Linked DNA regions of Homo sapiens: region 2 is linked to region 1. A link is a loop called in an ENCODE intact Hi-C map of the cell type or tissue named here. Cell type or tissue: Caco-2. All regions are shown on one strand. Each heading gives the region's core, and the rest is flanking DNA. Links, peaks and the distances in the headings are about the cores only.

The links. A loop is a pair of places that touch in the nucleus more often than their neighbours do. Peaks named below come from ENCODE experiments on the same cell type or tissue, not always from the same donor. Only the 100,000 strongest peaks of a DNase experiment are listed, where the experiment ranks them.
Region 2: a loop joins it to region 1, with 8 times the contacts of the local background. A loop is called at or near these places in 19 of 110 quality-filtered maps.

What each region holds. Positions count from the first base shown.
Region 1 is chr10:109,950,834-109,966,007 of GRCh38, forward strand. It overlaps ADD3-AS1 (ADD3 antisense RNA 1), which reads right to left. Exons shown (of 5, transcript NR_038943.1): 3 at 2,923-3,058. Among named protein-coding and RNA genes, the nearest start is that of XPNPEP1, 35 kb to the left of the region's middle. RefSeq lists enhancers at 5,767-5,816, 6,067-6,196. In Caco-2, for the core only: a CTCF peak has its summit at 6,034 (motif pointing right); a DNase peak (open chromatin) is centred at 6,018.
Region 2 is chr10:110,008,768-110,023,941 of GRCh38, forward strand. All of the region lies in intron 1 of ADD3 (adducin 3), which reads left to right. Among named protein-coding and RNA genes, the nearest start is that of ADD3-AS1, 8.0 kb to the left of the region's middle. RefSeq lists enhancers at 5,132-5,191, 5,612-6,417. In Caco-2, for the core only: no CTCF peak of the experiment used is centred there; a DNase peak (open chromatin) is centred at 7,440.

The sequences.
Region 1 (15,174 bases), core at 2,683-10,682:
ACTTCCTGGGACGCTGGGGAGTCAAACCAGGCTGAACTTCCCAGAGTTGGGCCTGGACATGGAGCTGAGAGAAAGAAAGTCTGAGACCTGAATGAATGGGGAGCAGGAATCAGATTCAAAACAAAGTTTCAGCAAGGAAAATAAGGCAAGATCACAGGAGTAGTGAGGGAGACAAGGCCTAGAAAGATCCTCTCAGATAAATGTCCCTAGGGCACCTGCATCAAATCTGTGGGCAGGCAGATAGGAGTGAAATGGTTTGGGCTTTGGTTTGGTTTTTGATCATGTTGCACCACAATCCACACTTTATATACTAGTTTACCTTTACTAGGTAGGTTGCATGCTAATATTTCCTAATCTCTAATCTCTTTTATTTCATTTCTATGTTATTTAGAAATATGACTCACTACATTGATTTCATAGCCCATTAATGGGTCATACCTCATAGTTTGAAAAACATCAGCTTAGATTATATTCGATATACCTTTGGACTATTCATTTTTTTAATCACTGGCCCTTGGTAATGCCGTGTTTTGAAATGTCTGCCTTTCTCATACAACCCCTTCTCTGAGAACAGTTTCCCATTTCCCCCAGATGGGCTCTCCAAAGGCATTGAGGCTCTGGACATATGTGCCTACAACATGATGTTTCCAATCTGAGCATATCTGATTGGAGAAGAGAGGACAACTGGCCCAAAATGGACCACCAAATGTTTTCCTCCAGAAATTTGGAATTTGGCCATTGAGATTAATAGTTAGTTGGATGGTGGGTGGTCCTTGAGACAGGACTATACAACATATGGTTGTACAGGTTGTGGACTACACAACTATAGAAATTACCAGTGACAGCCAGGTGCAGTGGCTCACACCTGTAATCCCAGCACTTTGGGAGGTCAAGGTGGGTGGATCACAAGGTCAGGAGTTCGAGAACAGCCTGGCCAATATGGTGAAATCCCACCTCTACTAAAAAAAAAAAAATACAAAATAAAATTAGCCGGGCGTGGTGGCACATACCTGTAATCCCAGCTACTCGGGAGGCTGAGGCAGGAGAATGGCTTGAACCTGGGAGGCGGAGGTTGCAGTGAGCCGAAACTGCACCACTGCACTCCAGCCTGGGTGACAGAGTGAGACTCCATCTCAAAAAAAGAAAAAAAAGAAATTACCAGTGACATAGACTATAGGTAAAAGGTGCTCCCTAGGGTGGCTTAGTGTACAACCTATACAACTGTACATGACAACCCCGCTGGAGTTGAAAGTTAATTTAGTTCCAGGGCTAAAATGACTGCATTCTATCAAGTACATATGAAACAAGGTTAAAAAAAAAAAAAAGCTTTTATGATATTACCAGCTAGAACCTAAATTTATTTTAGGGAAAGAATTATCTTTGTATATGAAAGTACCATGATAAGCTGCTCAGGAAATCCTTCAATAACAAACATAAGTTGATGCCAAGACATCAGAGAAGGACAAAAGACATTCCACTGGAAATAAAGAAGAAATCTTCTCAGTTTTTCTCCTAAAATGTAGAGAAAGAGTTGAGCAATCCTATATTAGGAGGAAGCTGGTAGACCTGCCTGGAATGCCAATCTATAAGCAGTAGTGAAACCTCATTAGGATAATTTAAATGTCACCAAAAATGCAAAGAAAATTGGAAAATTTAGGCTAACAAAACTCAGAAAGAGAAGGGTACATTTTTAATGAACACTTTGATAAGCCATATGGGGTTGGGGTGAGTCCCCAGGGACATGATTGCATAAAGACAGATAGTTGTTTAAAACAAACAAACAAACAAACAAAACTCTAAAAAGGGTGGGTTGAGCAAAATCCATTTATTCTATTTTATTCTATGCATTTCTTCTATTTTAGTAAGTTGTGCATATTGGGGCCAGAGCTGAATTGCTCAGGATGACAGAGGCTGAGTGTGGTCCTTCTACTTTGCTTTGTACCCCAGGCAGGATTCTGCCTCTCCTCCAAGTAGCAATTTGAAAAAGCATCCAATTGTTAGATTTCCCAATGTACCAACTTGTTAGTCTTCCCAGAATATCCAAGGGCTTTTGATGGCTCTTGGTACAAGTAAAGGGGAAAATGACAAATAGAGGGAGAGAGAAGAATGAAAACTAAGGAGACAAGTTGGGGCCAGGTGAAGTGAAGGGCCAGGGATACTCACCAGTGGTAGGTGACTTCAGGGTGGTGACACGTCTGTTTCATTTGAGGTTTGCACCCCTGTGAGTGTAAGCCCTTCCTCTACTTATTCCTCACCAATTTCTCACTACAATCTCTTACTCTCATAAATAATTTGTGTGAGTGTGAAGTACATATGTATGCATGTGTAACTCAAAGGAAAAAAAAAAAAAGGAAAAAGGGTGGAACAGAACAGAGACCAGCCAGGTACGGTGGCTCACACCTGTAATCCCAGCATTTTCAGAGGCCAAGACAGGAGGATTGCTTGAGCCCAGGAGTTCCAGGCTGCAGTGAGCTGTGATTGTGCCACTGCACTCCAGCCCAGGCAGTAAAGAAAGACTCTATCTCTAAAAAAAGAAGAAGGAAAAAAAAAAGAGAGAGAGAGAGAGACAGAGAGAGACCATTTGAGCTGAAGACTTCAAAAGGGAAAGGAATCTTTAAAAACAGAAAACAGAAGCTCCATTGGGAATTCAGAAATATCTTGGGAAAGCTTTAGATACCCATATGATAAGGTGATCATTCCAATTTCACCTAGACCTTATGGGAAAGGGAAGCTCCAGCTAACAACTGAGTTACATGCAGAATTGAAACGAAAGCCAGCCTACAGAGAGAGAACATGTTTAGCACACACAGAGAAAAAGAGATCATGTTGCTTCTTATATTAATTAAATAAACTAAGCTGTGGTAACGAGCATACAAAATCTTATAATTGCTCAAAAACAATAGGAGTTTATTTTTCACTCACCCAGTATCCAACTGAAGACAGCTCTCCCAGCTGAAGACAGCTCCCCTCCATGTGATGATTCAGAAACCCAGGCTCCTTCCGACTCCTGGCTGCACTGTTCCTTAGGGTCTTGGGCCTCATGATTATCTGTATTCAACTAGCAGGAAGGGAATGAGAGCCAGGAGAGGACACACTGGCTTCTTGGCCTGGAAACAACCCACATCACTTCCACTCACATTCTGTTGGCTAGAACTCAATCATGTAGCCACACCTAACTGCTTGTACAGCCAGGAACGTGTGGTCTAGCTGTGTTCAGGATGAAAAGGAAATGGATTTTTAGTAAACAGCTATCAGTCTATCACAGTCCACCCTCCTGTATGCCAACTGTCCATTTGCATCCTTCTTCCCTCATGGAGACTACACCCATGCCCTCCTCAGGAAAGAAAACCCAAAGTCCCATTCAGCCACTACATCCACCTCAAAGTCCAGGATGCTTGAGGACACAATGTCTTCTTAATCAGGTCTATATGCGGTTCCTCCTGGTCCAGCAATTGATGAACTCAAAGACCAGTTACCTGTCCCTCTAACACATGTCCACTATACTGTGGTGGACCCAAGACCTGATATCTGCAAAAAGACTCCCATTCAGAAAAAAAAGAAAAATGAGAAGAACACAGTACTTACTTAATAGCATGATGGAATTCTGCTGGGCCAACAGTGTAAAGACCCTCTGCCTGGCAGGGGAGATAAATTCCTTACCTAGTCCTTAATCTGCTCTCTGGGAAGAATTTTTTGTCTATTTTTGTTTAGGGCCCCTTACTCTACCCTGTTGGGTATCCTTCCATGTCCATTATTTTTTTTAGCCACTTCTGGAGTGTCCTCCTTGAAGACTGTACCCCCTTTATACAGCTGTCAAAATACAGAATTAAAATAAATTTAATGCAAAAGTCTTAATTGGCTTTATTTGCAATTCTAGAATCGGGCAACACTTCATCCCATAAAATAGAGTGAGTGTTCTGATGAGCCAAGCAGAGGAGGCTGGTTTTACAGACAGAAAAGAGCTGAGGAAAGCAGACACAGGAAACAAAATGTGGATTGGTTGTCTCAAAGTTACATTTCTGGTAAAGGGTAAAGATTAAAGCAAAGGGGGCTTTGTTTTTCTTTTTCTTTTCTTTTCTTCTTTTTTTTTGAGACAGGGTTTTGCTCCATTGCCCAAGCTGGAGTGCTTTGGTGCAATCACAGCTCACTGCAACCTCAAACTCCTGGGCACAAGCGATCCACCCGCCTCAGCCTCCCAAGTAGCTGGGACTACAAATGTACATCACCGTGCCTGGCTAATTTTTTATTTTTTGTAGAGACAGGGTCTCACTTTGTTGCCCAGGCTGGTGCAGAGGGGACTTTCTTACGTCTGCTAAAACTGGCCTGCTTGGGGATTTAACTGTTATCCCTTTCTCTCTCCTGGTTTTTTGGAAGGTCACATAAACAACTTAATTTCAGTTTGGTGATGTGGAACTTAAGCATGAGTGACTCCATTTTGATTTAGTCTGTTGGGCCCAGTGCAGGAGCTCAGTTCAAGCCAACAGCCTCCTGTAAATTTTATTTAACACAGCTCACTTTCTGCTCATACAAATTTAGGACGGAAGGGTAAGGCTTAACCAATCAAAGATTATTTCATCCAAGCTTGTGATTTTTTTTTGTAATACAATTCCCTCAAAAATAGAAAGTTTCTCGTTTATTTGTTTCCAGTAAATTCCAAGTGCCAATAACCACACCCAGAGTTCTTTCCTAGACCTAGTTCTGAAGCCCAAATTATTTTCTTCCTTGTCTCCAAAGATTTCTCTCAATTTAATGGCAGCCACCTTGAGACCATCTGAACAATAGGTCTGGGTGGAAAGGAGCCCTTTGCTGCAGAGTCGAGTTGCTATATTTAACTGAGATTTCTTAATGGGCTTTTCTCCTTTCAAAGTTTTTTTCTTTTTTTAGAGGAGGGCAATTGGGTTTGTGTTTTTGGTTTTGGTTTTTTTTTTTTGGTCTTTGTTTTTTTGTTTTCTGATTCAGTCTATTTCCAGTTGGGTGTCCAGAATCAATAGGTTTTTCCAAATTTGGGGATTGTTTATTCTCTTTTGTTTCTGCTTATAAACTGGCCAATTATTGCCAGGGAATGTATTTTTCTAGTAATAAAGTGCAATAAGCAGCAAATAACTCAACTGTAACACACAACAATGTTCTATCTCTTTATAATGGCTTTCCCTAGAGTTACAGGGACAGCAGATATTTGCTTGGCCTTCCAAATAGTTTTAAGAACTATTTTGCCACGGCATAACACAGGTCACCATTTCTTCAGCCTATTCTGTTTTCTTGCTTCCCATGGCACAACTACTGAGTGCTACATATTATGATTATTTCATACATTAGCACTCTTTCTGACACTGACTTCTTTACTACTTAAGGTAAGTAAACTGCTGTTGAAAATAAATCAAAAATGTATAATGACTCAAACACAATAGAAATTTATTTCCTTCCCACGTAACAGTCTGAGGCAGTTGTTCCTGGTCATTAAGTGGGTCCACTTCACACAGTGATTCAGGAATCAGACTGCCTTACCCTGTGGCTCTGCCACTCCTAAAACTTCTTCATCATCTGCATTCAGCTGCAGAAGGTAAAGAATGTGAAGGGGCATACCTGTTTATTACAAGTTTTGACCTAGAAAGGGTCCACATAACTTCCACCTAGGTTCTTTTAGCAAGAACTCAGTCATATGGCCATATCCAATTACAAGAGAAGCCAGAAGGTACATCCCCCGCTGAACAGCCATTTTCCAACAACAACTCTATGTAGTTAACAGGGGTAGGCAAGCTATAGCTGGCTGGCTGAATCCAGCCCAGTGTCTGTTTTTGTAAATAAAGTTTTATTGAAACACAGCCATGCTCATTCATTTATGTATTATCTATGGCTGTTTTCACACTATAATAGCAGAGCTGAGTAGCTGCAACAGAAACCACACAGTCCACAAATCCTAAAATCTTTTTTCTCTGGCACCTTGACGGAAAAAATGTGTTGACCCTTGCTTTATGCTATGGAGGCTGGAACTGTTGTTGCCATCTTGCCACCACAAGGGGGAGTTTGGAACTACTGGGGCCCACAACATGGAGGCTTAAAATGAAGCCAATCAAAGAGAAGGCAGAGCCTAGAGATGGAGAGAGACCAAGCCCTGATGACCTCATTTGAGCCTTGAAGCCCCACTCCTGAAGCCAGCTAGCCTTGGGCTTTTTTGTTGATTCAATACAGTTCATTCTTCACTTAAACCAATTTGAATTGGGTTTCCTGTCCCAACAGAAAGGGCCCTAATTGATAACCTCTCCTACTTTAGCAATAGCAGGCAACATGAGAGGGAGTGATATTTGTCTTATACTCAAAGCATAGTGATGAAACTTCAGTCTGATTTAGTACACCAATGGGTCGGACACGGACCATGCACAAGTGCTACTGAGGTGTAAAACCAACATGTGACATTTCCCCAGTTTAGCCCTGCAAGCTCTTGAGACACTGCTCACCGAAAGCTTCTTATGAATATTTCATGTTTCTGTCTGAGTCGATCAAATTTCTCAAAGCAGTTGAGGTGAGAGTGAAAGGCAGGGGTTCAATGAAGCAGCTGCTTAATGATTCCCTAAGTCTTGGGAGACCCTGGATAAAATTTGGCCAAGAAATAAAGGCAGAGATTTTTTCAGTCCAACCTGTCCTGGAAAGGCACTGTGTCATCTCACGCAATGAAACATAATAGCCAGTCTCTCTTCCAGGCCGAGCTCTCGGAGCTCTCTGCAGGTGCACTGGCAGAGCCTGGAAAGGTTGGCAAAGGCCAGGTGGCTTTGTTCCCCTGCTGCCTCCTCTTTAGAAGTTGCTCATTACAGAGCAGGACGGTGGTGTTATATAACACAAGCTCAGCCTGATTCCACTAGAGTACAAGGGAGAGGAAAATGTCTAAATGTCTTAAACACACTGCAGACTGAGACCATATATAGGACTCTTTAGACATTGACAGACGGGCAATGCATTGAAGTCATAATACACCCTAGACTTCCTGTACAGTGCCCCTTATAAACGCAAGCACTTGTTATATGATAAGAGTCTTCTAGAGTAGAGCCAACAACAGCAAAGCCTGTATTTCTAATAATTCTTGGGGTTGGCCAAGCAATCTCTTTCCATGGATCTCCAAGAGCTTTGCAAACATTTGCTGTGAAGAAACCTCACACACACACACACACACCCATATTTTTAAAAATCACCCTTGTGAATAAGGGTGATTATACACACTCCCATTTAATTAACAAACATGTCCTCTTGTAACCACATGCCTCCTGTGACATGAATAAGACATTCAACACCCAGGAGGTGGAAATGAGTCCTGCTGTTTTTTAACCCTTTGTAAAAGTATGAGAACACTGTATAAAGGAGGTGGTTTCTGAGCAGAGGTATGTAGGACAAGAATGCTGTAAGCCATGGAAGCACCGAAAGGCAGAAGCCCTGGAGGCTGTGAGCATGTAAACAGTCATGCCTGTACAAAGCTGAGCTCAGTCATACCTGTCCAGGTCCCTCTGGGTCAATCTATGAAGTCTCGGAGTTGGAAGAAGATCAGAGGAAGTTTTATTCAGGGAAATAAATGGTAGCCAAGGCCAAAAAGAAAGTTTAAATAATGGTCATCTAGGTGAAAAGCACAAGGTTGAAGCTAGAAATATAGAGCTGAGGGGTGAGGCAAACACAGAAAAATAAGCCAGAACTGAGGTCAGGTAGGGAGGTCAAGGGCAAGGTGAGCCAGGGCAAATGGCTGTAGCTAGAGAAAAAGAGAGATTTATTTTTTTTTAATTGGCTCATGCAATTGTGGAGGCTGGCAAGTCTGAAATCCATACAGCATGCTAGCAAACTGGAACTTCAAATGAGAATCATGTTGCAGGCTTCTGCCTAAAATTTTAGAGCAGGCCAACAGAATTTCAACACAGGCAAGATTTCTATGTTGCAGCCTAGAGGCAGAATTTCTTCTTCCGCAGGAACCCTCAGTTGTTACTCTGAAAGCCTTCAACTGGATTGGATGAGGCTCGCCTGCATTACGGAGGGTCATCCACTTTACTTTACTTACAGTCAACTGATTATGAATGTTAACCACATCTACAAAATACCTTCACAGCAACATCTAGACTAGTGTCTGACCAAACAACTGAGACCATAGCCTAGTCAGTTGACACACAAAATTAACCATCGTGGGGTGTTTAAAGATGCCAACAGACCAAAGTGTTTACGAAATTCCTTACTCATAGAGATGTAGGGCTAGAAGATACTCTATAGGTAAGGAATCTAAGAACTGGTCCTTAGATTCCTTATCTATAGAGTATAGATGAAGAGAGTATGGTGGAAAGTGATACCTGGATCACCCAAAAGATGGCAAGGACGTAGGCCTCCTAAACCCCGTCCTGTGCTTTTTCAAACTCTGGATCTAGATATCCTAAGCCCCAGTGTGCCAACTCCCACGCGGTTTCTTCTTTGATCAAACTTGGTTGGGTACAAAAACAGCCATGTGTCTTTAAATTTGTGCCAGCTAGATCACATTCTAGTCATCCAAATATCTATTTCTTCAATAACCTTGGGAGGAAGTTAGGGATAGCAGAAGGCTAAGGACAACAACAAAATGCAAAAGTTTCCAAGAGACTGGAAAACATATGTGGAGTTGGAGCCTTGCCCTTGTGGGTTTTATTTCGGAGCCATCTACATCTAGCCAGCAATTACTTTGGGAATTCTCATTTGCACCTATGTTCTTCTATTTGCAAAACTTGAGTTACATCAAGATGGGCCTGCCTATCAAGAAAGGGCTGTTCACTTTTCCGTTCGTTAGGCCTAAAATGGCGAAATCAGCTTGTTTTTGACTTTTTGTGAATGAAATAATAGTGTTTGCTGTGTGGAACCATCTGGCCCATGCACAGCATGGATTGTTTGCATCAAACCCCGCCTGGCATCCCTCTGAGGTCAGAATCCTCCTATGGCTGGGGTGGCTCCAGGAAGTGCTTAGAGCAACAAAAAACTTGGCAAAAATAATCCACAAGAGCATCATGAATGCAAAAACTCTTCCCATAACAGAACAATCACCAGAGGAGTCAGGCGCTTTTCTGTGGAAACCAGGGTGTACTTGAAAAACTCACCCAGAGACCAAGGCAGAGAGGAACGATCTGTTACCATCCTCCCAATTTGGCCTGCTTTTATTTCTCTAAAATCATGGTTTGCAATATGTGGGTGTTACTGTGCTGTTTTTTTCCCCTAGTAGAATGACAACCAGGAAAACCTCCACACTTCAACTGAGCAAGTATTTGTCGACTTGAGTGGGATATAGTGAATAATAACAATAGCTAATTGAGCACTTATTATGTTCCAAGGAATGTTCTGAGCATTTTACATGAACCGACTCTTGAATCCTCACAACAACCCTGAGGTAGGTACATTATTATTCCCTTTTTTTTTTTTTTTTTTTTTGAGACCGAGTCTTGCTCTTTCGCCCAGGCTGGAGCGCAGTGGCGCAATCTCGGCTCACTGCACGCTCCACCTCCCAGGTTCACACCACTCTCCTGCCTCAGCCTCCCAAGTAGCTGGGACTACAGGCACCCGCCACCACGCCCGGCTAATTTTTTTGTATTTTTAGTAGAGATGGGATTTCACTATGTTAGCCGGGATGGTCTCGATCTCCTGACCTTGAGATCTGCCTGCCTCAGCCTCCCAAGTGCTGGAATTACAGGTGTCAGCCACCGAGCCCAGCCCTTATTATTCCCATTTTTTAAATGAAAAGATGAAATAGAGAGATGTCAAGTTAGGGAAAGATTAAATTTCCTAAACAAACACCATAGTTCATCAATTCTAAAATAATTTTTGTCACATTTTAACATCACTGAAATTAGAATGTGTCCTACAACTGATGGCACGTTAGCATTGTGTCATAATTTAATTAACCACTTTTTTTCTTTTTTGGTGATGCTTAAAATAATATTTCATCTTACAGCAACAGTATCTTAAATTTGATGAGAAATGGCAGGGAGAGAGAGTCAGGGTAAAACCCGGGCAGTTTGACTGTGGAGTCTGTGTTCTCAGGCCATGCAATGAGAGATTCCCAGCTGCCCAGGGAGAAGGGGAGGGGAAAAAAATAGATTTTGATTTCAACTAGGAGTTCAGAAAATGCTGTAAGTAGGATTTCTGAGACCTCACCATTCACCTAGTTCTTAAATTGGTCATCAAAAACAAAACAAAACAAAAACTTTACTTGGTTTTTAAATGGATAAAAAGCTAAGGCAGCCTAAGCAGTTTTCCAGTCTTTTAAAAAAGAAATCTTCAATGCTTTTTGATAAACAAAGACCTCATACTGGTCCCCTCCCTATGACACCCCCAGAAATTCTGATACTATATGCTGACCCTACTATCACCCCACTCTGTGAGAATATTTGGCCTAAAAAATATTCAAAAACTGTCTTGTTCTGTGTACAATTCTGCGTGGGATTTGATCCACCTTTCTCTTTTCTTATCTTCTCAAGCATGATAATATTTAGATAGCAATAAACTTAATTTTTTTTTAAAGAGTGAGGGTGAGTGAAAGGGTAAAGAGGAATTGTGTGTGTGTGTGTGTGTGTGTGTGAGTGTGTGTGTCTGTGTGTGTTTTGGAATTGTTTTGTTTTGTTTTATATTTGGGTTGGTAAGGAAGAAGTCTGTATTTTTTTTTAAAGGAAATCTGTAATTTTAACCAATTTATTATTCCCAGTTTTTCTAGCAACAACACATTGATTTTGTTGCCCAGGAAACTGGTGGGAGTTTCTGGAGAATTAATTACCTCATTCCAAACCAGGAGGTCACCAACCACGCTCTTTTCAACTCTGTTTTTATATGAAACAAAGGCCATTCCTTGCAGCTCACCTGAGTCTCTCTAGAGTCTGAAACCTGAGTCTCTACTCATTCCTGGGATTTCGCACTTCCTGCTGCAAACCATATGTCAGGTTATGACGGGAAAACCCTATAGTTACATTTGGGGAGGGTGGGGGAGGAAGGATGAGGTCACAAATCCCTGCAGGAGGCAATCACAGCTCCAACTCAAAGCTGCTAGAAAAACATGTTCCAATAAATTAAATAGATTGTTTTCATAGCCCTTTAACAACATTTTGCTTTTTACAGTTTGAAGTGTCTTTCCCTCTGCTCTGTGCCATAAGTGGGCTCCTTTTAGACTTTTGCAAAAGCTAGCGGCTAGCCTGCCCTGAGCGGTAATCTGCCTGGATTTTGTTCCCTGCACCTGGAAAGTTCTTTTAATTGGAAGGGTTTTTTATTCCCTTCCTTTCTTTGGTGGAGACACCAAACACAGAGAGCCTGGGGGGAAATGGGGTCTCTCAAGTCACTAAGAGACTGAAGTGTCTTAGGGGGCTTTGGTGGTACTGAGGACTCACCTAGCACTCCAGTAAAAGACGCCTAGGGATTTGGGAGGCATGCCTCAGGGGAGAATTTGCCCTCCTAAGGACAAGAGGATGAAAAAGAAGGCTTGCTGACATGCCCCACTATTGATAGGAAACCCTGAGTACCAGGAGTAATCTGGTTACCCATCTGAACCACAAGAAATCTATCACTGGGGATGAGAACATAGTCCTTGTCCCTTAAGTGGAGGACAAGAAGAATGTTTCTTTAAAGATGACTGGCAGAAAACTGACTCATGTCAGGGTGGTGGAGGAGAGAAGGAACAGGATCTGAAATCTGGCAGACTTAAATTTGAATCCTGGCTCTGCCACTTGCTAGCTGCATGACCAGCAGTGAATGAACCGCTCTCTGAGCCTCTGTTTCCACTTGTACAAAATAAGGATAACAATATAAAGTATGAGTACTATGAGGATTAAATTATATCAAGTATTTACACTGCCTAACACATAAAGGCATGGAATGGCTGCTCTATCCATGCAATGCATCGTGCAGATCTCTCTGACTTCACATCTCCATGTGAGAGGATTAGGGCAGCACCTTGACAGCAGGTATGCCCCATTTTCTTTTCTCCAACAAAGCTCAGACTTATCCTATTCCTCAGCACACCTCAACTGCTTCTCCCTGGGGCCTGGTGGGCTTCAGAAGTTAAATCTGTGCTTATTCCACTTCTCCTAACAAGAGACCAGGAATGACGAAGGCTCCAGCCTTGTAGCCATTGTGTTTCTTGGGCCAATTTAGGTTAATGTCATGGACAACTCATTATCTTATGCACTTTCTTTTTTTTTTCTTTTCTTTTTTTTTTTTTGAGATGGATTTTCACTCTTGTTGCCCAGGCTGCAGTGCAATGGCACGATCTCAGCTCACTGCAACCTCTGCCTCCCAGGTTCAATCAATTCTTCTGCCTCAGCCTCCCAAGTAGCTGAGATTACAGGCATGCGCCACCATGCGCAGCTAATTTTTTTTTTTTTTTTTTTTTTTGTAGAGATGAGGTTTCACCATGTTGGTCAGGCTGCTCTTGAACTTCTGATTTCAGGTGATCCGCCCTCCTTGAATTCCGAAAGTGCTGGGATTACAGGCGTGAGCCACCGCGCCTGGCCTTATGTACTTTCAAAACCAACTTACATCAAAGCAAGACCCAGATGTAAAAAAACAAAAACAAACTTATAGGAGTATCATCCCTTTCTTTCAGCTGTTTCTGTGAATTTATTTCCATAATAAGCACATTTTAGAAATCACTTAGTCTATTGCTATTTCCACTAACACTTTCTGTAGCCCAGAAACCTTTAAAACCCCCACTCGGCTAGATTGGAAAGTCCCACCTCCTCTATGAAGCCTTCTCTGGTTGCCCAGTTCACATTGTGCCCTCCCTTCTCAGAAATCCTGCAACACTGCTAATCAGCACCATATGGCTTAGCAGGGAACACTGTTCTTGCTCCATAGTGCTGTGCTCATCTCCCTTGATTGCTATTAAGATTCTCGACGATGGTTGCCAGATAAAATACAGGATGCCCAGTTAACTTTGAATTTCAGATAAACAGCAAAAAACGTATTAGTATAAGTACGTCTCAAGTATTGCATCCCATATTTTTATTTGCCAAATCTGGCAACAGTAAGGCCACATTCTTATGCTTCTACATCTGCAACAGCATTGCGGAGGTGAGACTGTCCTGGGCCACATCACAAATAATTACTGGTATCAACAACAACAACAATAATGGCTAACATTTATCAAGCACCAAGCAGTTACTGCCAGACACTAGGCTAGATACCTTATGTCTACCATGTCAAGGAGAGGGTCCAAAAACATGTACATAAATATGTCATTGACAATGCAAGGTCGAATATGTTTTTTTTAAGGCAATGTAGCTTCAAGATTGAGGGGAGACACTCTAAGCCACATAGCCCAGCACTGTCATTTACTGTCCTTACCACCTTGGGTGTTTACCTAATCTCTCCTTATTCTCCTCATTTATAAAATAATGATGCTAGTAGCGCTTTCCTCCCGGAACTGTGGTAAAGATTAAAGTAGGTAATACACAGCTGGGTGCGGTGGTTCATGCCTATAATTCCAGGACTTTGGGAAGCTGAGGCAGGTGGATCCCTTGAGCTCAGGAGTTCGGAACCAGCCTGGGCAACATGGCGAAACCCCATCTCAACGAAAAAAAAATACAAAAATTAGCCAGGCATGGTGGGATGCACGTGTATTCCCAGCTACTTGGGAGATGGATGTGGGAGGATCGCTTGAGCCCAGGAGTTCGAGGCTGCAGTGAGCCGAAATCACACCACTGCACTCCAGCCTGGGCAACAGAGTGAGACCCTGTCTCCAAAAATTAAAAAAAAAAAAGTAGGTAATACGTTAAGGGAGTGACAAGGTGCCCAGCACATGGTAAGTACTCAGGAAATGGTAGACGTTGTTGTGGTGGTAGTGGAGATGGTATCGTTCTGATGGAACTTAGAGGTGGAGCTCTTTGGCCTGAGTGTTTAGTAGGCCTTCAAGGACTGCTAAGTGTGACGAGTCAGGGAAGATTCCCAGGACAGCAAGAAAGTGGAAGGCCTTTTTAGGATGTGGTAGGTAGACTTACCTAGCTGCTTCAGTTTGCATGGGATTAATGCAAAACCTTGTTTACAATCAAAATGCTCTGTTAATCTAAATTAACTTATAGTCCTCATAGCTTAAATATTTGCTCTTGTGGCTAGAGCAATTGACAGGTCTTGGGACACAAGTTGAATATTCGGTGACATGATTCTTTTTTTTTTTTTTTTTTGAGACGGAGTCTCACTCTGTCGCCAGGCTGGAGTGCAGTGGTGCGATCCCGGCTCACTGCAACCTTCACCTCCCGGGTTCAAGTGATTCTCCTGCCTCAGCCTCCGGAGCAGCTGGGACTACAGGCACCCGCCACCATGCCCGGCTAATTTTTGTATTTTTAGTAGAGATGGGGTTTCACCATGTTGTCCAGGATAGTCTCAATCTCTTGACCTCGTGATCTACCTGCCTCAGCCTCCCAAAGTGCTGGGATTACAGGCATGAGCCACTGCGCCCTGCCCTACATGATTCTTTTTTAAGGGAAACAGCAGGGATAGTTCTGACAATTGATATCTGTCATTGCACCTCATTTCCAAGCTTATCACAGCAAGATAACATTCACCAAGGAACTAAGATATTTATTGACTATCTATCGATTGGCAATAAAGAGAGTTGTACTCTCTTGGTAATGAACCTTGAGGATCCCCTCCAAAAGTTCCTTTTGCCCCTTCTCTTCTGCAGGATGACTTGGGCACGGAAGCATAGACCCAGCGCTCGGGACCTTTTGCTGGATCTGTTTCCGCTGAGGCTTCTGCTCGGAGCTGAGGCTGTGGGAATGAAACCATAGAGGGTGCCAGATGGCAGGGTGTGGGAAGTCTCAGGCTGGAAAGGGATGGCCAAAATAAACAAGCGACTGGAGGTCTGAAAAATGAATGGATAAACATCCAGACCAAAGTCAACAGTGCTGGAGAGTCCAACCCGGTCTCCGCAGCCGGGGAGGTTTCGACACGTGAGTTCAGTCTCAAGTCCTTGAAAGAACTTTTGTGCATCTGATTCTTAAGCATCCCTGCCTTGGAGGGGGTTGTGGGGGAGAGATCACACGGTTCCTGTAGCAATTCAGGAATCGTTAGATTTTCATCAACATGCTTTTCTATAAGGTTTCTGCCTAAAAATCAGTAGATGACTGGACACTTGTTGATATTAAAGAAGTAATGTTAATTTTTTTAGTATAAGAATAGTGTTGTGTATATATTTTTTAAATAATTTTT
Region 2 (15,174 bases), core at 2,587-10,586, 58 kb after region 1:
CCTCATTTAAAAAAAATTTTTTTTGTTACAAGTTGAAAGTGTTCAGTCACCTTTCTCCTATAATCCGCTTCCCCACCCCCCAACACAGACACACACAAACACACCGCCCCTACAAACGTATACATGTTAGGTTGAGCTTCCTGCTAGGGGTGACAAGCGAAGTTGGCAGCAGGTCTGGTGTGCTGGTGTTTGGGGCACGTCCAGCCTCTTTGGAGGTAGGCTATTATAGCTTAGGCAAGACCACAGACAGGTAGCATAATCTGGGCCTCTTTTAAAATGGCAAGAACGGCTTCAGGTGAACTTTTTTGTTGCAGAGATTTAATTGCAAGTAGGTGCCGGTTGAAAATGGGAGCGCAAGGAAAACCACTAATTTCCTTGGCACATGTGCTGTTGCAATTAACCTGGTAGAGTGTTAAGGAATTTAACTTAGCCAAGAGGCTTTGAGGGAGGATTATATGCAAGTTTGGGGAAGGAATTGATAAGATTCTGGGGTATGGGACTAGCTACATACACGTGCGTGCAAGTTTACGTTAAATTATGTAGCATTTTAGATTTAGCAGTATTAAATGGTTGCTTTTCTTGGAATGGCTTCTGACTACATAGTGCAGGGTACGTTCCTAATTTTGGCTTTAGAAGACTCCTAGTGAGAGTGTTTTTAAAGATTGAAAAAATAAGAGTACAGTGCAATTTGTCGTTTTCAAGTTAAATACTTGACTGTTAAAAATATTTGTGTAATTAAGTTATGGGACCAACCCATTTATAGGGTTAAGTTACTTAACCCTATAAATAACTGGAACATTATAAATGGAGCATTTGTAGAAAGTTTTTATATCGAAGTCTCCATTATATTGTACTTGCATTATAACTTATTTTCCTTTGCTTAAATGGAGCAGATTAACTTTATGGAAGGAGGACCAGGATAAAATAAAGGCAGCTACATTTAACTCTTCATCTTTCTGAAGAGTTCAGTCTGTGATAACACTTAAGGTGCCCAGAAGTGCTGGCATGTTGGTAATAGTTTTTAAAGAAGAAACGGGTGTATCTATTTTGAATGTTAAACATAATTTGAAGGAGTTCTTGAGATAGTTGGTTATGAGACATTCAATGTATTGCTACATTTTACATATATGATATCAGGAAATGTTTGGTGAACATTTGACATAGTTGATCATATGACACTTGGGAAATATTTTGCATGATAGAAGGATAGTATTTTCGTAATGTAAGTTTCAAGCATTGACTGAAAGGGAGAAAATTACACACTTTGCTGTCTCACCCCTTTCTTCAATATTATGCTGGCATGAATGTGAATTCTGCCTAATTATGTTTAAAGTGTAGATCTGGCCTTTGTAAAACCAGAATGTCTTTTGAGACCAAGAGAACATAACATCAGCAACAGCCCAACTCCTACACACAATCCTAAAACCTAGATACAGGGTGGTGCCCAACTTCTGAGGTTTTGAGGCTTCCTGAAGTAGGCCTATCATGTCTGAGTGCTTTTGTCACATGTAAGCCTACAGGTGGTTAGCTGGTTAATCTCTCCCATTTCAAAGCAGTTGGTTAGCAGTACTGGGTGGCATGTATGCATGTCATCAGAGTATAAGAAGTGTTTGAGGGAAGAAATCACATAAAAGCATAGAAACCTGGCTCTGAACAAACTGTGTAGCGTGTTGGGGAACAGTCACATCAGAACTTTAGCTTAACCGAGTTGTTATATGTAAAGTGCTTAGAATGGGGTTTGTATTCAGTGCTTTTTGTGTTTATCATTATCAGTATGTAAAGTGACATATCTTTTTGAAGGCTGTTAGGTCATGCTACCCAGCATGTGAAGACTCAGCAAATATTTGTAATAGCCAATATTTATTTGCCTAACCTCTGTGCCAGGCACTAAGAGTTTTATATGATTTAATTTACTTAGTCCTTCCAACAACCCAGTGGCTAAACAGAGGCATGGAGAGGTTAAGTATCTTCCCAAGGTGACACAGGTTGGTTCTGAAGCCAGAGTCTGGCCCAAGAGTGAGCCCATGTAACCACTGCCCCTTGTTGCTATTGAGCTCATGGTAATTACTGCAAACCAGTGAGAGGTCTTCATAGTATTCCCACGACTATCAGGTGCACATGTCTTGTTTAACCACATCCTCTGGTATTAATACCACCAAGTTATGCTTAAATCTAAGGAGTGGTGGTTAATCCGCATTAAATACAGTCACCTTTTGACATTGAAAGGGTATTCTCTTTTGATACACAACATATGTTTAGGGTGCTAGAGTTTGTGCTAGAGTGTGCTATCTTTCTAATTACTAAAGATACTAAAGTCTTTTTTTTTTTTTTTGAAGCTTACCAGATATGTAGGGCCCCAGGTGGCCCAGAGGGCACTAATTCCCATTGGAGATTCCAGTTCTGCAGTAAATCAGTAAACCTTATCACCTTTCTGATTACCAACATCATATCAACCTGAGATAAATTTTAACTTAAGTTTGTTCTAAATACCACCTGAGTTGCTTCCTAAAATGAACCCTAAATGCAAAGATGTAACTTGTGGCTTATACTTTGTCATTCACATTCCTCAAGGAACTGTGTGTTGCTGCTTCACCATTGTAGTTGATATGTCAAACAAATTATAAACTAAATTAGGAGCTGTTTTAAGTAATGTTTAGAATTATTGTAGATAGATGAAATGTCATTTGACAACTTAGTGCAATGTAATGTTAGGAAAAAATGTTTAAAAACAAGCATGCGTTGAATTGAGAAAGTGCAAGCTTTATTGAAGACACAGGTTACTAATCTGTTTCTCACACTAAACACTGTTTTTGTTATAATTAGTGCTTTTCAGATTCCTTTGAAAATATTAAATATGTAGAGTTTGAATTTTTAAAAAAACTTTAAATATCTAATCGAGTGCTATTCTTCCTTTTAAACGTAGACCTATTTGAAGTTATTTAAACCCAATTTAAAATTAATTGGACAGTCCTAGACTGTCATGTCATTGAGATTCAAAATAAGTGCCTTAATACTTTATGTCTTCTTTGTTAATACTCTATGGTTTGAACTCCGGGTCCATGCCAGAGTGTTTATAGGTGAGATTGTTATGAGGTCTTTCAGGTTCTGCCAGAGATTCAGTTCTCTTGGCCAAATGCCAAGACAGTCTCAAATTTTTACTGTAATTTTTTACTGTAATGGGTTGTATATATCAAGAATCCTCTAAAACATACAGGTTAGAAGTCTTTCATTGGCTGTTGCTTGAACGAAAAAGTGTGTTATCCCTTAGATGAATATGATTATTTTTTATTCTTGCAGTAGCTAATTATGGATGTGTGTGTCTATGTATACGTATGTCAAACCATGCTACTTGAGGGATTCTCTTCCTTTTAGGTAAAGTTAAAAATTATTCACCTGGTGTATTAATGTAATATTTATTGAGTACCAACAGTATGCATAGAGTAATACCTTTATGTGGGAAAAAAGTGTTGGAGAAAAAAGGTTTGTGGATCTTTTATTTATTTCATGTGTATTTTAATGTTGCTGAATATCTGGACCAGTCTCAAAGTTCAAAATTGAATTGCCAGTTGAAAACATGTTAAATGTTAAGAAAGTACTGTTTAACTTAAAGTCTTAGATGGTAGCACAGATAATGAGAATCAGAGCCCCTTGTTTCCTTAAACTGTTTTTGGTTGAGTATGTTTGAAAAGCTGCGTTAACAATTCCTTTCAGGCTTCTAGGACATTACTTAACTGCATTGAAGGAATACATTTAGAGTATCCTAGAAACCTTAAAGAATGAATGTGGCTTTCAGAGTTGTCTAGCATAATCCAAATAGTAGTAGCATGATCACCAAAAGGTATAAAATGGATGAAACCTCTCTTTGATTTTAAAAGGCTTACTGTTCTTGTAAGTTTGTTTCTTGAAGATAATATTGCTTAGTTTTAACTCCACTAAAAGCTGAACCGTTATTGTACAAGATGTATAGGCCTTGGCATATGTTTATATCTTTTTTTTTTTTCTTCTTTTGTATTTTTGAGACAGCTCTCACTATGTTGCCCAGGCTGGTCTCGAACTCCTGGGCTCAAGCCATCCTCCCACCTCAGCCTCCCAGGTAGCTGGGACTACAGGCATGAGCCACAGGCCTGGTTTATATCTTTAAGGTAAGGTTAGATCTAAATTGAGCCTTTACTTGAAGTCAGACTGATCTGCATCAGCACCATATGTTATGTTTACTTTTTTTTTTCTTTCAATGAAAATGGGCCTGAGGAGATTGGTTTGTATACGGTACATAAACTGGCATTTAAGATGACTACCTCTTCAAACAAGGCTACGGTTTTTTTGGATTTTTAGGTTTTTGTTTTGTTTTGTTTTGAGATGGAGTCTCTCTCTGTCATCCAGGCAGGAGGGCAGTGGTGTGACCTCGGCACACTGCAACCTCTGCCTTCTGGGTTCAAGCGATTCTTCTGCCTCAGCCTCCTGAATAGCTGGGATTACAGGCGCCTGCCACCACTACCGGCTCATTTTTGTATTTTTAGTAGAGATGGGGTTTTGCCATGTTGGCCAGGCTGGTCTTGAACTCCTGACCTCAAGTGTTCCTCCCCGCTCGGCTACCCAAAGTGCTGGGGTTACAGGCGTGAGCCACTGCACTCGGCCAAGGCTAAGGTTTTAATCTAGGGTTATGAAACTCAATTTTTTCTGCAGTGGGCATATGCAATTTCCATAGGATAAACATTTCCCTCAACCAGCTAGGAGGTAAAAACACTTCTGAGAAATTTAAGGACAGTAACATAATGTCTTTAAAACCAGTGTCTCAAGAAGTATACTATATTAGTGAAACAATAAAATAACAGTGATCACAGATACGTTAAGGCAAGCAGTGGATTAAGCAGGATAACCTAACTCCAAGTAATATACACGAAATTATTTTTTTAAGCTTCCATACCTCTTTAAATTTATTCTTGTGATTTCTTACTTTCCCCTCCCTCACCAAAGGAAGTGCTCACCTTTTCAGATGGAATGAAAGAGGAGAGTGCTGATGTGAGTGACTCAGCCTGTTTAACTCTGCCTCTGTGGTGGTTTGTTGGTTACCTACTAGAGGAGGTGGAACTCAAACAATGTAAAAGCAATCAGGTTGGAGAAGTGCTGAGTTTTTAGTGTCATGGGAACTCGGTGTATGTCTTTGTCACCATTAGCAGTGTTTCTGTGCAGTTCTTCCACAATGGCTCAGCTCATCCTGAGCAAGGACAGCATTTCTGTTTTCCTTTTCCATTCAATATTCTCATCCTATCATCTTTTGATTTGCTAGAATGACTAAATGCTAGAGCAGAAAGTTGGGTTTACTCATCCTCCTGAAGAAGATAGTTAGGCTTACTTGGTATATCTAAGGAAGTAAATTTGGAAGTCAAGGCCTCCCCAGGGACTTCTAAGAACACTCCACTTTTACGCCCTAGGAAGTTAGAGTGAGCAACTGTTAGCTGCATCGTGACTTCTGTTCTCATTTGTCTTAATACATGACAAAAAAATTCTAGAAGGTCAGCCTTTTAATATCTAAGGAGGTGGTTGGAAAATGGCAATGGTCAGAGCTCAAATGGAGTTGTGATTGGGCATAAGTGCCTTGGATGAGTGGAATGCTTCATTGCCTGAGCTGCACAAATGGGAGGTAGAAAGGGATTTGCAATGAAGTTGATGCATTGTTCGTATTCCTTATTTCCACAGCCAACTTTTTAAAGGTGAAAACAGTGTACCTCTTACCTTGCCTTTCTTTTACAGTTTTTTTATTTTTATTTTTTTTGAGACAGAGTTTTTTACTCTTGTTGCCCAGGCTGGAGTGCAATGGCGCAATTCTCAGCTCACCGCAACATCTACCTCCTGGGCTCAAGGGATTCTCCTGCCTCAGCCTTCCTGAGTATCTGGGATTACAGGCATACGCCACCACGCCCGGCTAATTTTGTATTTTTAGTAGAGATGGGGTTTCTCCATGTTGGTCAGGCTGGTCTCGAACTCCCAACCTCAGGTGATCCACCCGCCTCGGCCTCCCAAAGTGCTGGGATTACAGGTGTGAGCCACCGCGTCCAGCCTTCTTTTACAGTTTTTATTGTCAGAGTTGAGTTCACTTTCCTAAGGGAAGGTAGAATTTTTTTTTTGAGACGGAGTCTCGCACTGTTGCCAGGCTGGAGTGCAGTGGCGTGATCTCGGCTCAATGCAACCTCCGACTCCCTGGTTCAAGTGATTCTGCTGCCTCAGCTTCCCGAGTAGCTGGGTTTACAGGCATGGGCCACCACGCCTGGCTAATTTTTTGTATTTTTAGTAGAGATGGGGTTTCACCATGTTGGCCAGGATGGGAAGGTAGAATTTTTAAGGTGAATTCTATCTGATTGCTTAACATTTTAGCTTTAAATTGGAGATTGCACTAAAAGGAATTTTTTTCTTTCTCCACAACTGTCTGCTTGTTAAATTTCGAATAAAGATTTTCAAAATAGAAGTGTGACAAACCTTACTCAACATTTAATAATTGGGAGCTATTATTTATTAAAGTACACATTATCAATGAATTAGAAATTCATTGCTTTAAAAATACTTGTTTTTTGAAAAACTAGAGCTGCACTAATTTTCATATTAGAATGTTTGATTTTTTTTTTTTTTTTGAGATGGAGTCTCGCTCTGTCGCCCAGGCTGGAGTGCAGTGGCCTGATCTCGGCTCACTGCAAGCTCCGCCTCCTGGGTTCATGCCATTCTCCTGCCTCAGCCTCCCAAGCAGCTGGAACTACAAGCACCCACCACCATGCTCGGCTAATTTTTTATATTTTAGTGGAGACAGGGTTTTACCATGTTAGCCCGGATGGTCTCGATCTCCTGACCTCGTGATCCGTCCGCCTCGGCCTCCCAAAGTTCTGGGATTACAGGTGTGAGCCACTGCGCCTGGCAGAATGTTTGATTTTTTTTTTAAGTGGACATCAAATTTATTTTCAGTTAAAAATGCTGAAAGTAATACATTTTTACTTCATCTGTCATAGTGAATGTTGATAATGATAAAATCTTATTTCTCTAAGCACTTTGCCATAGCTAAATACCTTAGTAAAACATGCGATAGACAAGGGTCCGGTCACTAGCCACAGAAAGGCTGTCACTGTTATAGCAGAATGTAATAGGGAAGGAACATTTTATGCCTCAATAAGAACAGTGTATTTGCTTGAGATAGTAATAACCTCTGAGAAGCTGATTAATTGGTAATCACTTAAGTTAGATGATTTTATATTGTTTGATGTCTTATAATCTAAACGTCCCTGTGCTCTTTTAGAGTGTCTGCCTTGACCAGTCAGCATTTCAGGAGGGATTGTGACTGTCAGTTAAGTGCTTTGAAGAGAGAACCCCTGCTTTGTGTCACACCTGAATGTAACAGGACATACTTCTTGGGGCTGTTTAATTTGGGCTCAAAGGGAAGAGTGCCATCTACTGAATGGCCAGCATCAAGTTGAGCAGCTCCTGTTTTCCTTACAGAACTCAGCCAGTTCCTGGAGAAACCAGGCCCAGCTTCATTTGGAGGATTTGACAGGATCTTAGTACCAAGTGGAATTGTTGCCTGCTTAATTTTAATTATGCTTCCCAGCAGGAGGCCTAAACACATGATGAAGAACTAATTCAGTACTTGTTGGAATGCATGGGAAAAGAGAAACCTGAAGAAGTTGTTGAGCCTTATGTTAAAAACAGCCGAGTAGTGGTGAAATTAAATTAAGTGGTAAAGAAAATTATTTTAATGAGAGCAGTCTTTCAATAGCAGGTCTGGTTGGTTATTGATGGCTCCTGCAGACAATAATGATGTTAAAATCTGCTTGGGCTTAGAATCAGCAAACAAATCATTTGCCTAACTGGAGGTAAGGGTTTTAAGAATACTTGAATACTTCGATTGTTTTTTTCTCCTGCCCTTTTTGTCTCATTTTGTAAGGCAATGATTCCTACTTGAGTGAATTCACTGTTTCAAAGTAGATTTTGTTGTTGTTTTGGTGTATGGTAGTGGTTTCCTGGTTTTTGTTTGTTTTTTCTTTCCCTATTTTCCAAAAACTTACTGTGGTAGCAGCCATGGGTAGAACTGGAGGTAGTAGAACTAGTTACAGGTCAGTGGAGGTTTAAGGTATCTGGAATAGGCTTGTCAAAGCCAGACAAGAAGGAACTTTGAAAATATGAATTGAAAGGAAGCTTTGAAATTGTTGCTATAAAAATACACTTGATTGTTACATATTTATATATATTATATGTAATTACTTAATTAGTAATCATTTTTGTTAGCCTTTAAAACCTGCCAAGGATCATTTTAAGCACTTCACATAAATTATCCAAAGTTTAGTGAAGTAACTTGCCCAAGATCGTACCGTTAACAAAGGGCAGAGCCAAGATTTGAGGTCAGGGCTAATACCCTTAAGCACTATGCTATATACTGCTGATTTATTTATGTTTATTTTTGTTGGTGACTGCACAGAAGAGTTGAACCAAGATTAGAATGATATTTCTGCCTTGGCTGGAAAATACTGATGCTGGGGTTCTTGGTTTCTGTTGTTGTTTTTAAGGAAGTGGTAACATGGGTAAATACGATTGAGAATTCACTAGAATCAGGACGTATACATGAGATGAACTTCCAAATGTTTTCTATTTGATTTTGTCTATGTTAACTTTTGTTCCTTCTGCTATATTTAAAACCACAAGAAAAGTTTACTGAAACATGAAGTGAATTGTTTCACCCTGGGGCGTGTGCTTAAAATATACCCTTCATGGGAAGAGTTACTGAAGAGGTTTTGGCTGGGTTTATTTTTTGTAGGGGAGTGGGGATTTGTTTTTTGTATGTATAATATATACATATTTAGTTTGCTTCCTTCTAAATATTTTTATGTGGTAGTACTTTTCAATATGGCAATAATCATGTCCACAGTACAATAAAATTAAACCATGTGCCATCCTGAGGTCCTAGGGGAAACCAAGTTTTTGTGCATACCAAGTACGTTCTGTATACTGAATAAGTACCATACCTTACGTGTATGTACTAAAACTTCATTGAATCCATGTATTTTTTAAATTAAGAGATATTTAATACCTGACTACTATTATGAGTAATGGTCTTGTTTGTTAACACATTTTGAGCATAAAAGGTATCTTGTTTAAAAAGGTTGGGGATCATTGTTTTGGTATAACCAAAAGCTTCTAAAATTGCAGTTAAATGATGGTTTTGCTGTGTATTCTTAACCCAGTCACCCTTAGGGCTTCTGGTCCTTCTCCTTTATCTGTAAGGAATTATACTTTAATATGTGTCTTCCAGAAAATCCCCATAAGCTATGAGATACATCACTCCTTGAGACTCAGACTTTCCCAGTCAAACATAGGAATGGTCAGCAATAACTAAAACAACAATGCAAAATATGTTACTTGCCAGTGTGTGTGATGAATGCCAGATGACAGATACAGAAAACAAATGCCACAGGTCAACTGGTCAAGAAAAGAGATGGAGTGGGCTGGGTGCAGTGGCTCAACGCCTGTAATCCCAGCACTTTGGGAGGCTGAGGTGGGTGGATTGCCAGAGGTCAGGAGTTCGAGACCAGCATGGTCAACATGATGAAACCCCATCTCTACTAAAAATATAAAAATTAGCCAGGTATGGTGGCAGGCGCCTGTAATCCCAGCTACTTGGGAGGCTGAGGTAGGGGAATCGCTTGAACCTGGGAGGCGGAGGTTGCAGTGAGCTGAGATCACGCCATTGCACTCTAGCCTGGGTGACAAGTGAGACTTTGTCTCAAAAAAAAAAAAAAAAAAAAAAAAAGAGTTGGAGTGGTCAGAAAAGCCCTCATGGGAAAGAAGAACAAGGGTGGACCTTGAAGGAGGAGTTAAGATTTCATTAAGTGGAGAAGATGGAAAGGATTTTGGCCAGAAATTACTGTCCGTGAAAATGATTCTTTTTCTATAGCATGATGGGAGATAGTTTATAATAGTGGTTCACAATATCTTGCCACTATAAGGCATTTAACAGCTACAGCAAAGACTTATTTGTAGCAGTGCCAAGGACTGGCCTCCCTAGGAAATACATTAGAATATGGCAGGAGTGAAGGGAGGGGATGGAGTGGCAGTGGTGGTCACATGTAGACTTTTAACAGTGCTCCCTCTTAACTCCATATGAAAATTCCTGCTTTTATAGGAATATCCTTATACATCTGTTTTGAAGGCAGTAATGCTTAGGAAAGTTAGTATTAATAGAAAGACTTTAGGAATCCTCATCATTCCCAGCGCTGGACAAGGAAAGCCTCATTTTGGGGAAGAGATGTACGATTTTAAAAATCTGTATTTGTCCATCATTTACTTTGTTTGCCTAATGCTAGAGCATATTCTGTCAATGTCTGTTATATAACTTTTAAATCTAATATGTGGATGATGGATGGATGGAGTTGATACGAGATATGACCATTTCACTTAAAATTTTTGTAAAATAACATTGTCCGTTTTCAGATTTTAGATTTGTTCCAAAGTGTCTCAGTTCTCTCACTCAGACTTGTCATGTTTATCCCTTACTATTTGAAAAATTCTTACTGTAACTCTATTCAAGACATTTTGAGCAAGTAACTTTCTGTTTGCTTTTTTTTTTTTTTTGAGACGGAGTCTTGCTCTGTTGCCCAGGCTGGAGTGCAGTGGCGCCATCTCGGCTCACTGCAACCTCCACCTCCTGGGTTCACTCCATTCTCCTGCCTCAGCCTCCCGAGTAGCTGGGACTACAGGCACCCGCCACCACGCCCGGCTAATTTTTTGTATTTTTAGTGGAGACGGGTTTTCACCGTGTTAGCTAGGATGGTCTCCATCTCCTGACCTCATGATCCGCCCACCTCGGCCTCCCAAAGTGCTGGGATTACAGGCGTGAGCCACTGTGCCTGGCTAGTTTTCTTTTATATAAAATATGTGAGCCATTGGGATAAAGCATTTTTTTAAGATTCATCTGTGCTTGAAGGTGCTGTGATTATGCTTCTGAAGAAGCTGAATTCACCAGTTTGTAGGTTTACTTGGAGAGTGGCCAAGAAACCTATGATTGTACTGTGTGAAGATTCTGGGAATGGGGCTAATAGAAGATGAAGACCATGAAGGTCCTTGGCTCTATGTATATGTGGCACTTAAGAGAAGGACATCATTACCCCAGGAGCTTGTCAACTCCCAGAGTTTGTTGTCAGCTCTTCGGAAGCTAGAGCCTTTGGCAAAGGACAGATTCTTTCCAAAATACGTGAAATGAGCAAGGATAGCAACTTTTCCTAAAGCAAACTGTAGAAACATTGTGGTATCTTTTCCCATAAATGCTTTCCACTCTCATCTGAACTTTATTAGATGTAGTAATATTAGTTCCTCATACATATTTGTGACCTGTTTAGCCCTTATTTTTTTGAGCAGCTCGGTGCATCCTTTATTCATTTATTCATTCAACAAATATTTATTGAGCAATTATTATGTGTCAGGTTCCATTCTAAGTGCTGAGAATTTGGCAGTAAGCAAAACAGACAAGTCCTCCTGCCCTAATGCAGTTTATATTCTTGGAAGTCAATAGAAATAAAGTATGTGTTACGTTAGTGATAAATGTTATGGAGCAATATAGAGCAGGGAAGGGAAACTAAGGGAGTGTTTGGGCGTAATTGCAGACCTAAATAGAGCAGCCAGGAAAAGTCCTCACAGAGAAGGTGACCTTGAAGATGATGAGAGAGCATGCATGTGGATGTCTGCGGGGAAGAACATTGCAGGCAGAGGAAACAAGCCAAAGGCCCCGAGGCCCAAGCATAACTGGCATGGATGAAGCAGAACGTGGTGGGGATAATGGGAAGCCACTGGATAACTTCAAACAGAGGTGTGGCACCGTCTGACAGATGTTTAAAGGGTTTATTTTGGCTGTGTTTTGAGACTAGACCATAGTGAGCAAGTGTAGATGCAGGGAAACTACTTAGGAGGTCAATGCAATACTCTTGGTGAGAGATGATGTATCTGGTAGAGGTAGTGAGAATTGATTGGATTCTGGATATATTTTAAAGATAGAATCAATAGGATTTTCTTACTGAAATATGGGGGTATATGTTGAGAGAGAGGAGTCAAACTTGACACCAAGGTTTTGGGCCTAGGCAAAAGTCTAAGAAGGAGCAGTTTGGAGAATGGGAGAGAATAAGAGTTCAGTTTGAGACATTCATTTGAAATGTCTGTTAGACATCTATTTGCAAGTTGCTATGAGGAGAGATCAGTGCATAATTATAGGCCGACTATATAAACTTGTGAGTTGTCATTTTCCTCCTCCATTTTTTAAATGGTTGCATATTTAATCCCTTTGATGACTAGAATAAGCTTTGCTCTAATATGGGTTTGAAGTATTTCTATACATCTTTATGCTTTGAAGGGATTTAATGTATCTTATAAAACCTTGAATTTATTTTAACTGCTAAGGACACTTGGTCCTGAAGGAAACCATTTTCTCTAGGGATTGAACAACTTTATTTTAATCAAAATGTGAAAATAAAAATAGTGTTGTTACTGCCCTTTAAAAATGGAACAGTCTGGCTGTTCCTCAGAGTTAACGTGGTTAAAAATGGTAACGGTTTACGATCCAGCACTTCTCATAGGTATATACCCAAGAGAATTGAAAATGTGTTCCCACAAAAAAATTGTACACTAGTGACCATAGCAACATTATTCATAATAGCCCAAAAATGGAAACAACCCATATGCCTATCAACTGATAAATGGATAAACAAATGCGGTATCCATGCAGTGGGATATTATGCAGTCATAAAAAGGAATGAATTACTGATGCATTTTATATTATAAATGAACCTTGAAAACATGCTAAGTAAAAAAGCCAGATACACAAGGCCACATATTATATGGTTCCACTTACATGAAATGTCTAGAATAGACATTTATAGAGACAGAAGGGAGATTAGTGGTTGTCAGGAGCTGCAGGGAGGGGGAAATGGGGAGTGGCAGCTTAATGGGTACTGGGTTTCCTTTTGAAAAGGAAAGATGATGAAAAAGTTCTGGAGCTAGATAGTGGTGATGGTTGTGCAACATTGCGAATATACTGAAAACCACTGAAATGTACAATTATTAGTAAATTTTATGGTATATGAATTATGTCTCAAGTTTTTAAAAATACCAGGAAAAAAAATCTGTGCGTGCAAATTCAGATGTATGGAAGAATAACTAAAATAACTTATGTGGACCTTATTTCTAAAACAGAACTGTTTTCCCAGTAGAAAGTTGGATGAAACAAGAATTACCGCACTCAACCTGGTTTAGCCTGCTTTGCTTAAAGAGGCTAGGTTAAGATGCTTTTCTTGTCCAGGTAGAAATCAGGAGGTGGTTTGTGATACTTGATAACTCAGGGGTGAGTCTAATTTTTTTTTTAACACTTGATTTTGTCAGGGATGATCTAGAGAAGCTGAAGAAGCCTCTATGATGATCCTTTCCATGGGTTTCAGAGAGTTGGAACTGTCTTATGAATAAGTTTATTAGGTCTTAAGCAATAAAGATGGTCTACTTTTTTCTCCATATCTATAATTTTAAAATATGGAATAACCAATTCCCAATAATTTTTTTTAGCCAACCCAAAGTTATATTTACCTTCATAAAAAAAACAGAACCATCAAAGAGGATGATACTGGGTTGGCTAAAATATTTCTAAATTACCTTTCATATACCACTTATCGTAAAGTTATTTTTTTGAGGTATAATTCACATACCATAAAATTCACCTCCTAATTTTATTTCAAATATATATATTTATGTAATTTTCTTTATTAGAATGAAAACTTCTAGAAAACAGTGGTCCATATTATTTGAATGGCTGCATAGTCATAGCTTGATAAGTTTTCAGTATTTTAAAGGAAGCATATGTGAACCAGACAAAAACCTTAGTGGTGAAGATAGACATTTATGTAAGTAACAGACTCCAACACAAACCTGCGAGCTATACTATAGCAACAATTCAAAGGAAGTACAGGTGGGCACAGAGAAGGGAAATATCTCATTGGGGAGAAACAATTCAGGGAGGAGAGTGGCATTTGACTTGAGCTTTAGAGAATCCAGTAGCATTTCAAGCTGTTGGGGAGGAGGGTGAATTATAGGCCATAATACTAGAATATGCAAAGCCACGTAAGTCTGTGGGATGGTTATGATATGGGAGAGGAAGTAGGAATAGTGAGGTTGAGAGGACCAGATCATGCAGGCCCTGGGTGCTACTTTAAGAAATTTAGATTTTATTCTGTGGCACCTCTTTCAGTTGAGAAGAGGCATAATCAAATGTCTCTGAGATTTGGTTGTGTGAAGAAAGTCACGATGGAGAGAGAGTGTGTTGGCAAAGAGGTTAGGAGGCATTTAGAGATAAGCAAATGAACTAAGACCATGGCTTTGAGATTTGAAAGAGAATGGTATTTGGTGTGTGATGGTATTTGGAGGTGGGCCTTTGGGAAGTGATTATAAGGGATTAGTGCCCTTATAAAAGAGACCTCAGAGAGCTCCCTCACTCCTTCCTCCATGTGATGACAAGCAAGATGACAACTATCTGTGAACAAGGAAGCTGGCCTTTACCAGACACTGAGTCTGCCAGTGTCTTGATCTTAGACTTCCCAGGCTTCAGAACTGAGAGAAATAAATGTTTGTTGCTATATTATAAGCTACCCAGCCTATAGTATTCTATTATAGCAGCCTGAACAGACTAAGACAGGAAGGAATGGGACATTTTGGAGGCAGAAATCTGTGCAACTTGCTGAACAATGGAGAGGCTGAAGAAATATATAGTCACTGAGGGTCGAAATCTAAATGTGGCATTTGACTCCATTTCCAATACTCTGATTTATGACAGAGGAAAGAGAACACTTGTACTACTTAGAAATGAAGTAGATTCAGCAAGTCTTGAAGGTATATTTTTCTTCCCAAACATAAACATTTTAGAAACTTGACTAGTTCTTAATCTGCTTTACTGCTCAAGTGTTACCCAATCGTCCAGTCTTTAAATTTGTTTTCATTTATGAATTTGGAAGTGGTTGAATAGTCACCATTTTGGCTAAAGAATAGTCTTTTTGTTTACAAATGAAGGTGCTTCCCCTATGCTGTGTTTTTGCATTTAATTTTAAACTTTTGTGCATTGCATTATCCCAAGCAAATTAACACAGGAACAGAAAACCAAATACCACATGTTCT